Linked DNA regions of Homo sapiens: regions 2 and 3 are each linked to region 1. A link is a contact called in ENCODE Hi-C or POLR2A ChIA-PET data. All regions are on one chromosome and are shown on one strand. The core of a region is the stretch at or near the end of the contact, and the rest is flanking DNA. Distances in the headings are between cores, read along the strand shown.

Region 1 (4,205 bases), core at 441-2,940:
ACTATTTCTTCAGTGTAAGACTCCTTTGTTGGAGTTACTTTCGGCTTTTTCCTAACACTGGACACTGGGGAGCATGCAATTAAGATCTGCCTTCTCCTAGTTACCCTTAAAATGGTATCATGGTGCTCAGACACAGAATAATTTGACTCTGCCTCAGAGGTTTCTCCATCCGTAGATGGTTCAGTCCCCTTTGGTAGTGAGCCTGTAGTTCTGCTCTTCCTCTTTCTAGCTTTAGGAGTTCTAGGGATTAAACTTTGCTTCCCAGTGGTCTGTGATTCAGCAGTAGTTCGGGCATCAGATCCAGTACTACTTTCTGGATGCGCTTGAATCCCATTAGCAGCAAAACTCTGCAAACCAGAGAAAACACACTGTAATTTAGGTAGGGCTGGAACAAGGGCAAAGCAAATGAAATACTGACCCCAAAAGCTAAAACCCAGTAAACAAGATTACCTTTAAAACAAAAAACAAAAAAACCTGCCCAACTCATGATTTTTAAAAAATCAAAATTTGGCCGGGCGCGGTGGCTTACGGCTGTAATCCCAGCACTCTGGGAGGCCGAGGCAGGTGGATCACGAGGTCAGGAGTTCGAGACAGCTTGGCCAACATAGTGAAACCCCATCTCTACTCAAAGTAAAAAAATTAGCGGGGCGTGTTGGTGCGCACCTGTAATCCCAACTACTCAGGAGCCTGAGGCAGAAGAATTGTTGGAATCCGGGAGGCAGAAGTTGCAGTGAGCCGAGGCTGCGCCACTGCACTCTAGCCTGGGCGACAGAGCAAGACTCCGAATCAAAAACAAACAAACAAAAAAATCAAAATTTAAACACTGGAGCCAACCCTGCATTTACTTCACTAGCCTCATCCTTCCTAGATGTAACTTCAGAAGCAGAACGATTAAAATTTTTCTGTTTAAAGTCAAATATAATGGGTAGACCAACATTCTGACCCACCTATAGAAGAGGGGAGAAAGGGAATATTAACTCTGAACACCGATGTGTTTAGGAACACACTGATGGAATCAGTCGCCGCCCTTACCTTTACGTACAGGAAAAAATCGCCGCCGCTCCGTTCCCTGCATCGCTGAGTCAGAATGAGACAGCCGACTAACGCCACTAAGAGTCACCAGGCGACGACACCACAGCCCTCCTCACGCCTTAAGGAGGTGATGCTGGACAGCTGCCAGCCTCCCCACGTGAAAACGAAGCTTTTTTTCCAGCCCCCCTAAATGGGGCTTGTGCATGGTGGCCGAAATTAACCCTCCTTGGTACCGTGTTAACAGTAAGGTTTAAAAGTTCGAACTGTGCTTCTGCATTAAGGAGTTGAACGACCCAAATAAAGTTATCTAACCTCTCTTCCATACTAAAAATTGCCTTAAGAGACAGTGGTGAAGGCTAAACAGTTTCCGTGACAGGCTTAGCACGGGGCCTGGGAGACCCAAGCGCGCGGCAAGCTCGGGTCCTCTCTGTCGGCAGGTCCTCACCCTTAACCGGACCCTTGCGCCGCCCCGCCTGCCTGAGCGCGGCTCTGCGAAGCGGCGAGAAGTAGGGAAGACTGGATTTCCTACCTTTTGCCCGGAACTTTCAGCCGACGCGGCTTGGATGCTGGCCTTAGCCCGTGCAGATCTGGTAACCACCATCTTTCCGGCTCCCTCGCGACCACCACGACTTCCCTCTTCCCTGGCGCTCCGGAAATGCGTCAGAGAACTGCCTCGAGCGCGTTTTCCGCGCAGATCCGAGAATTCGCGAGAATCTCCGCCCAGCCAGTTCAGGCCAGGGCGGTCAGAGACAAAGGGCCTGGGTTTAAGTGTGCATTTCAGAGCTGTAGAAGGCAAGCCAGATTTTTGCTGGGAAAGACCTTCATCGGGGCGGCGAAGCCCGCAGTGACAGAGGGTCTTAGCGTACCCGTTCACATGAATTGTAAAAACGCACTTACATGCCATTCGTTCTTTCATTTGTTTAGTAGAATCGTTTGAACCCGGGAGGCGTTCTTTCATTTCTACGTTCTAAAGAGCTTAATGTAGCCATTGGTATGTCCAAGGGAGAAGTTTGAGATATTTGTGCTTTTTAAAGAAAGACAATATTTACTCGTGTATTGTGACGCTAACTATAAATAAAATTTAAGGACTTGGTTGGGGTAAAAGGGATATAAGGTGCTCGCAGGAACTGGGAGACGAAGTGGAAAGCTGTATAATCTAAACGTGAGATGGTGTTTAGGGATTGGGAATAGCAGAAAAGAAAAAAACGTTAAAGAAATTGTAAAGGAGAAGAATAAGGTTTTGTTGTTGTTGTTGTTGTTGTTATTGTCACAGTGAAAGGAAGAGTATGACCAGAATCAAGAGGTTTCTTTGGTTATCTTTTGAGATAAAAGGTAGAGAACTATGTTTGAGGGGATGGGAAGGGGTTGAAAAAATAAGTAAACGCAAATTATTGTTGGAGGTGAGAAAGGATGAATGAGTGCCTCACCAAACCTAGTCTCTACTTCATGACAGAAAACCAATTTTTTATTTAAAGTCACAGAACACTGTGTCGATGGACACACTGCTTCCCAGCTTAAAATAGCTTATTTTATAGTCTCTCTTGCAGCCAAATGTGGCTATGTGACTACGTTTTAGCCAATTAGGTATAAATTGTGTGCATGTCTTTAGGGACGGCATCTAAAAGAGAGGAGGCCGTCCCTGACTTTTTTTTTTGGAGACGGAGTCTTGCTCTGTCGCCCAGGGTGGAGTGCAATGGCGCAATCTTGGGTCACTGCAACCTCCGCCTCCCGGGTTCAAGCGATTCTCCTGCTTCAGCCTCCTGAGTAGCTGAGATTACAGGCGCCCGCCACCATTCCTGGCTAATTTTTTTTTTGTATTTTTAGTAGAGACGGGGTTTCACCATGTTGGGCAGGCTGGTCTTGAACTCCTGCCTTCAGGTGATTCACCCGCCTCGGCCTCTCAAAGTGCTGGGATTACAGTGCTGGGATTATAGGCCTAAACGACCTCGCCCAGCCCTCCTGATCTTTTAAAGTGCATTTTACTTCCTGGAAAGTTGGGTTCGCTGGTTTTCAGGCGGCAAGTTTGTGCCATAAGGATGAAGGCATGCTTTAGAGATGGCATAGCAGTGAGATGGAAAAATCAACTTGTGGAGCTGCCCTATGAGCCCTCAAGAGCCGCCTTCTAGATTTTTCACCTGATGGAAACACCTTGTTAAAAGCCACTGTTAATTAAGGATTTTTCTATTTGCAGCCGAGCCTAATGCTAACTGAACTGGATAATAAACAGAGATGTGGGTGTAGTCAGAAAAGAATGCACCTTCCTTTGAGCCAGGAGGAAAGAGTTGATATCTGAAACAGAGAGGAGAATGTGAATGCAAGTATGTTCAAGTGGAGTGAAGAAGAGAAGATTTTGGGTAGATAATAACCTCTGTAAGTAGGTGATACATCTCAGAAGAATGGAAATGGTTTATATCAACATTTGTGGCAAATGTGGTAAGAAGCAAAAATAAATTTTAGTAGGGCCAAGTAGCAGTGAGACTATGTAAGAAGATGAACAGAAGAGAAAGGTTAGATTTGAGGAGGAGACAAATCGTGTAGAAGGAAAGTGAACCAATTGGATGTAGGTTGTGGAGATCAAAGCATCAAAGAACAACAGCATCAATCATAATAGTATTGGCCACTTAATATCTGCTGGATACTAATCTACGTGCTTTACATGTATTCATTCATTTAATCTCCACATCTTTAATTTGAGCAAATGCATGAAAATAGAAATTAAGATGACAGAGGTAGGTGTAGAAAACTGGAGAGAATATTAGAAAATCATGCAATGTCTAATACTCACTTGCAAGCATGGCCCTTTCAAGTAAAGAAAAAAAAAAAGGAGAAAACCAACTCATATACAATCTAAGGTCAAGAAACAAACGTAAGATACTAAAATTGTCAGTACATAGTTATAATATGAGAAGATTGAGCTGGTCTATCAACAAATCTACCATAGGCCAAAAAAAAAAGAAGTGTTTTTACGTGGGCTTACCAGGTTTGCCATATTCTTTGCCTATCTTCTTTATCTGAAGTGGATTTAGGGCAAATACAGTATATTTAATTTTAGGTATATATAGTATATACAATACAGTTGACCCTTGAACAACACGGGTTTGAACTGGGAAGTTTCACTTATGCAGTGATTTTCTTCTGCCTCCACCACCCCTGGACAGAAAGACCAACCCCTC
Region 2 (3,859 bases), core at 1,360-3,859, 160 kb after region 1:
CCCCTAGGACAAGAAAAAAGACTGATGCCAGCTCTGTTTTCCAGAAACTGGAAGACTGTGAGGTTACCCAGATTTCCTACTTCTCTCCACTTCCCCTTTGAAGAAGAGGTATTTTGTATCTCGGCAGTGACTCTTTCAGAGGACTGATGCTCCATCAAGTCTGCTTTTAGCTTAGTTGGCCCTGAGATCATCATTGAGAGGCAGAGGGAAACGGAAGCAAAGTCCTCCCGACTAGCTAGCTGTGCAACCTGGGGGCGGAGGTTGGTGGGGGGGTCATGCAACTTTCCTGTGCCAGTTCCTCCTCTGTTCAACGAAATGCTCTGTCCCCTCAAACTATGTTATGTTGGGTGGGTCACATTAGACTTTCCTCATCTGTGAAAAGGGGAAAATACTGGTATCCACTTCATTGTTGTTTTTGAGGACTGGATGAGTCAAACTACACAAAGCAGTTAGAGAAATACCTGGCACATAGGTGAGTGCTGGCTGCTATTATTATCCTTTACATCATCTCGGTAAGAAATCTCTTACTCATGGTTGTTTTTCATTCTCATTCACTGAAAACTTGAGGGCTAAGTCAAAGTTGTTTTCATTTTTCTGGTCTGTCACCAGCTATGGGGGACTTGCCCAAGACACAAACCTGGAACCGGTGACCAAGCTGAGTGAGAAGTACCTTCCCTAAATCACACACACATGCCTACTCTAACTTCTCAGAAGATTGCACAGTTTCTCTTGGGATTGCACCTGCCTCCACAAACAAAACTGAATCCTCAGGTCACAGGAAATGCAGAGGGGGGGTTGAGAAGCCATGGAGAGAGGCTGGGGGAGAGGGTAGGATATGCGGTGCGTATCATAGACTGTGAACAAGTGTCAGGTATCAACTGTTTATCTGACACATGTATACAGTCAGAATTGAATTTTATGTACAAATGTGTATTACTTTAAAATTAAAAATCTAACTGTGAAAACCTCACTTGCATGCACTTGAAGAGAGAGTTCTCTCGCACATTGTCTTGAGAGGCAGGTCAAAGGGAGAGGGATTCCAGGACTCAAAACATGACTCTTCAGAAAGCAGCTCTCAGAGTTGTGGACACCCAGTAGGTTCTTTTCTTTTTTTGTTGTTTAAAAAATGATCCATATGAAGGGATTTCATGGTTTTCAACCAAAATCCTTCTGCCTAGCCGGATTGGAAGTCTTGCTTTATGTCAAATCTGCAAGTTGGACTTGATTGTCTTTAGCTCTGAGATGACTTCATACGGAGGCTGGAGAGTCCTTTACGTTAAGGAAGCAGCTCTGCCCTAATAGCTCTCCAGGGGTCATATTCATTGTTCTTTTAGGAAGGAAATTGAACCCAAAGCTGCTGGATTCCCAGGAATTGTGTCTTAGGCATGTGTCAGCCTTTCCAGAAGTAGCTCTGTAGGTCAGCAGGGCTTTGGGCATCTGGGAGGGAGGTCTGTGAGTGTGTGTGTGGTATGTGGGTGTGTTTAAGTGAAAAGACTTTCAAGGAGCTAACTGGGGATTCAAATGATTTTCCCTTTCTTATTTGGGGCATAACTATTTAGTGCATTTCCCACCATTCACAGCATCCCGATTCTATACAAAGAAAACCTTTATTTAGAAATAAAGTAATTTAAAAAAAAGAATCATTCAGCCATGCAGGCCCTGTTTCCAATCTGATTTTGGCAAATCACAGTAACTTAACATATTAGTATCAATTTAAAACAAATATAAACTTCTTGACCAAGGTTCAGAGAGCAGGGAGATAGGTACCCACAGCAAGGCAGGCTAGGAGAAAGACCCAGAGATGTCATCCTAAAAAGATGTTTTCTGTTCATCACAGGGTCTCTCAGTGTAAAGAGAGGGCAGGTGCATGAACAGTGATGATGCCTCTCTGAGCATGTTCCCTCCAGTTGTAATGATCAGACAACGCAAATATTGCCCGGTTCTCTTGCTTCACCAGATTTCAGTTAGTAAATTCTTAACATTTGAAAAAGTTTGTGCTAAATAGAAAAATATGCCTTTTCTTTGATAAGCAGATACTTTCCCCATTCATTAACCTGCATCAGTACGTAAGTTTAGTTTTGCTCCTGTGTGGGAATACGCTTCTCACACATTCTCTCACATAGAGAGGGGATAGCCTCTCCACTGCAGCTCCTTGGAGATGGGGGCACCCCTGAGAGCTTCAGTGCATCCTAATTAAAGGGAGAATCACTGGGAAATTGGGAAGCTGAGGGGAGAATCAGGAGTATAACAGGGGTGTATGCTATTTCCAGACTTGCCATCCACATGTGCAATCTCTGACTCCACGAATTCACTGGAAGAGCCGTGCATCACCATGCTTCCACTAGAGGGCGCCACGGCACACATGTAGAAGAAGCTCTCCCCAGACACTAAGGAATGTGGCCTGGAGCCAGGGCAGGGGGACCCCAGGAATGATGGCTTACTAAGGGTAAGAGCACAGAGTGTATTCCTCATTAAAGGGAGAGGGCCTTTAGGTGCATGACTTTTAAAATCCCTTTGGGAATGAAGGAAGAAGGAAGAGGAGAAAGAAGCTCAAAGCAAAAGAACAACTGTGTGACCTGCAGAAGTACCCAGTGTTCTCTTTGCTCCCATTAAAATGCATCACAACAGGACACACCCAGCAATACTGGGAGATGGCTGCCAGACGGAACCCAAGTATGGCCCGTCCAGTCCTTACCATCCAGGACTTGTTCTGGAGTTAGGTCATCGACGTGGGCTGGACACGTGGTGGAGAAACCCTTAGACGAGCAGCTGCAGGTCCCCTGCAACAGATGGATGGGATGACTGACAAGATGCACATCCCTTCCATGACAGCCTCTCCCTGATGCCAGCTGCTGTCACCGCCCGCTTTATTTATTTCTCACTGCCAAGTGTAGTCAACACATTTTTTTCTTCACTGTTTAATCTGTTAATTCATCTGAGCATTTTGAGGGTGTAGTCGCTTGATTTTATCCTAGAGAGTGTGTGAGTCACACACAGAGAGGAGCAGAACCTCCAAGGGTCCCTTTGGCTTGTCATCAATTATGTGGCAGCTGTAGGTTCTGCCTGTGGGAGACATTCTGTGCCTCCCTCCCCGTGGATGGACATAGGAAACCCCAGCGGCAGCCAGACACTTAAACCAGAGGCATAAATAATGCTGCCATATCATAATCATGACCATTTGAATGTGAGCAATGCCTGTTCTTAAGAAGCCCAGAGCACATTTATAATACTTTATCTCACTTATCTTCACATCCCTAAGAAATAGAAGCAGAGGTCATTAGCTTCATGTTCCATGTGAAGAAGAAAAAAATACTAAAAAAAAGGAGGAATTAAATAATTTGCCTAGGATGACACAGTTTGTTCACTTCGCAGCACAGACATAAAACTGGGTCTCCTGATGTGCTGAAGTGGTCTCTGCTGGTTGGTACTTTTTGCCTTCATCATTTTTATGTTATAGCACCCAAGGAGGCCTCTTCTTAGTTTTCACTTACCACTGAAATTCAGGTTTAATTAGGGAATATTAATGTTGAAATGAAGCTCAACCAATTGCTCTTAAAACAGCCTAACCTTACAGAATAAGACACTCACTTCTATGTTGCACCAAACCGCACCAAACTGGTGTGTAATCTGGCATGTAATACTTGCAGACCATTTAAAGCTAGTTGTTTCATTTTGGCTAAAGCATCTCTGTAGGAGGAGGCTTCAGAATGTGTTCATCGAAATCTTCTGCAAATGGTCCCAGAACAAAGACACTGATTCTGGTGGCGAGAGCCTGTGTGAGTAGCCATGTCTGGAGTGGCAGCCCCGTGCTGTGTGCTCCTTCTCACCCAGGCCAGGGTCCTTCCCTGGGCAGACACCT
Region 3 (3,460 bases), core at 443-2,942, 140 kb after region 1:
CTCGTAGGGTCTGGGATTCTGATTCGACTTGCTTTTTAAACAGTTCTTGGTTGGCAAACATATGTTAAGCTGTCACTAGTCCTCCTACCCCACCCCATGCCCTACCTCCCTGCCAAGGGAACCTTTAGTTTGTATCTTTTGAAAGGATCAATTACAAAATTCTGCCTGGTCTCTCACTCTTTCTATTTGGTCATAAAGTTTTGTTGATTCTTCTTTCTAAGCATGTCTTCAGAATTCAGAAAAACTTAAAGCCTAGTTCTTGGCTTCACAAAGCTCAAATAAATAATGATACCCTTTTTAAACAATTTAGTCCTACAGCCACTATACTGGGCACAGAAAGGGGACGGCAACAGTGGGGTTAGGGGAGGAGCCATGGTGATCAGGAGCAGGGCAAGAACCAGAGACGGGCTTCCTCAGGGGGCAACCTGCCGTGGGGTGTGGAGGCCTCAACGGGATGAGAAAGATATCCTTACAGGAGGCTGATCTGGTGCAGGGTATCAGAGCCAGAGCAGAACGAGGAGGACCTGCATGCAGCAGAGGCAGCTGGAGCAGGGAGAGGACGGCATCCACATGGGGAGGGGATGGTGGCAGAGTTGGGCACTGTTCAGGTGTATAGGTCCGGTAGATAAATGAGTTGGGAGTGAGAGAAGCCAGCGTCTCACTGTTGGAGAAGGGAGTTACAGATGTGGAAAGAAAAAAAACTAGAATGAGCCCTGTGGAGTTGGTTTTGGAGAGCTCATAGTGTTCACTGTATAGGTAGATAGAGAACTATAGATAGAGGTGTGTGCATACCTGTGTGTGTACATCCATATCTTCCCTAGTTCTATCACTGAGAAGGCCTGGGACCAATGGTGCTCCAGAGGCAATGAACATATCTAGCACTCAGACCTTGGCTTCTGAGGGCCACTTCCCACTGGCAGGAACCAGGGCTTCTTGGGGAGAGGGTAGGAATGGGGATAATGGAAGGATGAGCCTGGAATATCTTGCTGTGCCATTGAGCATGGAGGAGGTCCAGGGGCATGAGGACCCAAGTCAAGACGATACAGAAGCCAGCTTCAACGGCCCCCCACTGACCACAGTGGGGATAATGTGAATATCAAAATAAATAATGATAGTCTTGGATCATAGTCCATTGATTAACACATGAACCATGACTGCATACAGAGATAAATAAATGGATGAATAAATGGAAAATTGTATAATGAATAGGATATTTATATATCTTTGAAGTGCCTCTACCTGAAATTTGTATTTATTATAAAGGGGAAAAGAGTAATTTTACAGTGAAGAAGCTCAGCAGACACCTTCTTAAGTGACCGAATTGAACATCATCAGTAACAGAGCAAATTGAAATCAGAAGCCACCTGATAGGATGCAGTGAGAACACAGCATCTGTTTGCTGATACTGCTGCCAAGATGCACACCCTCAACCTGGGCAAGAGGAAACCTCAGACAAGCTCAGACCAAGGGACATTCTGCAAAATAACCAGCCTGCAGTCCTCAAAGTGTCAAGACCATGAGTGTTAACAAAAGACTGTGGAACTCTTCCAGGCTGAACGAGACTAAAGAAACAGCACAATCAAATGTCATGCATGATTCTGAGCTAGATCCTTTTTTCTGAAAGACATCACTGGGGCAATGGGCGAAAGAGGAGTGGGGTGTGAGGATTAGGTGGTGATGACACATCAGTGCTGGTTTCCTCATGTTGACAGTTTGTGTTGTGGTTGTATGGGGTGTATCCTCGTTTGTAGGAAGTATACATCGGACGTGCTGAGGGGTGTGAGAGAGAGAGACAGGAAGAGAGAAATAAATGAGAAGGGGCATCTTGCTGAGAAGTTACTTTCAAATGACTAAGAAAAAAAGGTTTCAACTGTACTTGTGACTTTTCCATAAGTCTGTAACTGTTGCAAAATTTTAAAGTAAAGAAAAATAGATGACACATATAAGAATTTAAAACATCATATATGTGCTAAGTGAATTACATAAGCAATAATTGTTTGTTCCTTCATTCAACTTTTTTTTTGCCACTGGCTAATGGTGGTCCTAAGTTCCAAAATGATGGATCGCGGAGGTGAGATTCCAGGCCAGCTTTAAAATTCTGGAGCATCAGAAAGCCTGCTAACATGATGCCTACCATCTTCTACCCCTTCATTGGACTGCCAGCTAGTATCACCTCCCACCTCAGATGTCCACTCTATCCTAGCTACATCTCTCTCCATAGGCTCAGAGATCCCTGTAAGCGCACACGCGCGTGCGTGCACACATACACACACACAGAAACACGTGGGCCAGCCCCAAGTGTGTAAATTCTATTTCTTATCTTTTAAAAAAAGTAAAATTAAAAGCCTCCGCACTTTTCTAAGTAACTTTTCGGTACCGGTGGGCCTAGCTCCTTTTATATTAGCATCACAGGGCCAATGTGGTACCTGCAGTTGATGCTCTTATCCAAAGAAAGGCTTTCAGGTTCTGACCTCCTCCCCGTGCATTTATGAGTGTTTCCTCGTGTAGACAGAAGAGAGAGGAAATAATTTAGTTGCTACTGATAATCTCTGGTTTTGTATTGTTAAGTGATAGCTGCTTACTAAGCTGAGTAAGATAGAAATCATATCTTCAGGAATTCCAATATTCACCATCATTTTAAAAAACCATGGATGAGAAGGTCATTTGTGTTGGTCTCCATCAGTTGGTATATCTTATCATCACATGAAATGGAGGCTCATGTTGGTCTTAAAATGTTGAGATTTTACTACTCAAGACACCTAGAATAAATTGGGGTTGATGTCATAATGATCCCTGTTACATTATAACTAGGCCTTTACTACCAATTCCTTTGACCCTGCAGCCTGTAATAGGGTACGCTATCCTGACCCCTCCCTACCCCCACCAACCTTGGTTGTCAGGAAGGTGGTAGTGTGCTATTGATTTAATAAATATTTTTTCTTCATTTTTCCCTGTAGCGGTGGTTAATCTAATAAGTGAAGGTCTTATTATTTTGGCCACTGGCTGGGGTTGCCAGATTTGGCAAATAAAAATCTAGGATGCCTAGTGAAATTTGAGTTTCAGATAAACAACCAGGTTTTTTTTTTTTTTTTTTTTTTTTTTAGTGTAGATATGTCCTGTGCAATATTTGAAGTAGCATATGCTTATACTAAAAATTATTCATCATCTGAAATTAAATTTAACTGGGTGTCCTGTATTTATCTGGTGACCCTACCACAGGGAAAGTTTTACCTTTACCCTTTTGAAGGTGGGGCAGGATTTGAGAAGGGGACTTGGGGTGAAAGACCCCTTCATATTACCTTCTCAGCGCCAGACTGATGCCAGGAAGGCCAGACTCATGCCTGCGGTGCAGTGATTATTTGATGGGTCAGAAGACCCCTCAGTGCAGGACATAGAGAGCCCCCGTTCACCAGTTGTTAAGCTGCACCCCACAGCCTTTCCTAGCTTCGGGCTCCTAGTT

Evidence for each region. Hi-C counts contacts between places; a loop is a spot of excess contacts on that map. ChIA-PET counts read pairs that join two places held with the same protein, here RNA polymerase II (POLR2A). Pooled maps may share reads with other maps.
Region 2: a loop to region 1 is called in a pooled map, with 5 times the contacts of the local background. The contact joins the enhancer-like site here to the promoter of DNTTIP2 in region 1. A Hi-C loop is called at or near these places in 1 of 168 maps with a recorded cell type or tissue (gastrocnemius medialis) and 6 of 50 pooled maps. POLR2A ChIA-PET finds 5 or more read pairs at or near these places in 3 of 52 experiments (GM10248, PC-9 and activated T-cell).
Region 3: a loop to region 1 is called in a map of gastrocnemius medialis, with 5 times the contacts of the local background. The contact joins the enhancer-like site here to the promoter of DNTTIP2 in region 1. A Hi-C loop is called at or near these places in 1 of 168 maps with a recorded cell type or tissue (gastrocnemius medialis) and 5 of 50 pooled maps. POLR2A ChIA-PET finds 5 or more read pairs at or near these places in 3 of 52 experiments (PC-9, WTC11 and activated naive CD4-positive, alpha-beta T cell).

Annotation. Positions count from the first base shown.
Region 1 is chr1:93,877,516-93,881,720 of GRCh38, forward strand. It overlaps DNTTIP2 (deoxynucleotidyltransferase terminal interacting protein 2), which reads right to left and starts at 1,691. Exons shown (of 7, transcript NM_014597.5): 1 at 1,562-1,691; 2 at 1-347. The coding sequence starts at 1,633. RefSeq lists enhancers at 1,417-1,846, 1,698-2,513.
Region 2 is chr1:94,037,348-94,041,206 of GRCh38, forward strand. ABCA4 (ATP binding cassette subfamily A member 4) reads right to left here. Exons shown (of 50, transcript NM_000350.3): 24 at 2,696-2,780; 25 at 1-3. Among named protein-coding and RNA genes, the nearest start is that of ABCA4, 82 kb to the right of the region's middle. RefSeq lists an enhancer at 1-484. Within about 2 kb of position 2,610, at least 12 of the 41 ENCODE cell types and tissues checked have a DNase peak (open chromatin) inside an H3K27ac peak, as active enhancers do; they include gastrocnemius medialis, where a contact is called at or near this core.
Region 3 is chr1:94,015,944-94,019,403 of GRCh38, forward strand. The region is part of intron 36 of ABCA4 (ATP binding cassette subfamily A member 4); the gene reads right to left. Among named protein-coding and RNA genes, the nearest start is that of ABCA4, 100 kb to the right of the region's middle. Within about 2 kb of position 1,693, at least 3 of the 41 ENCODE cell types and tissues checked have a DNase peak (open chromatin) inside an H3K27ac peak, as active enhancers do.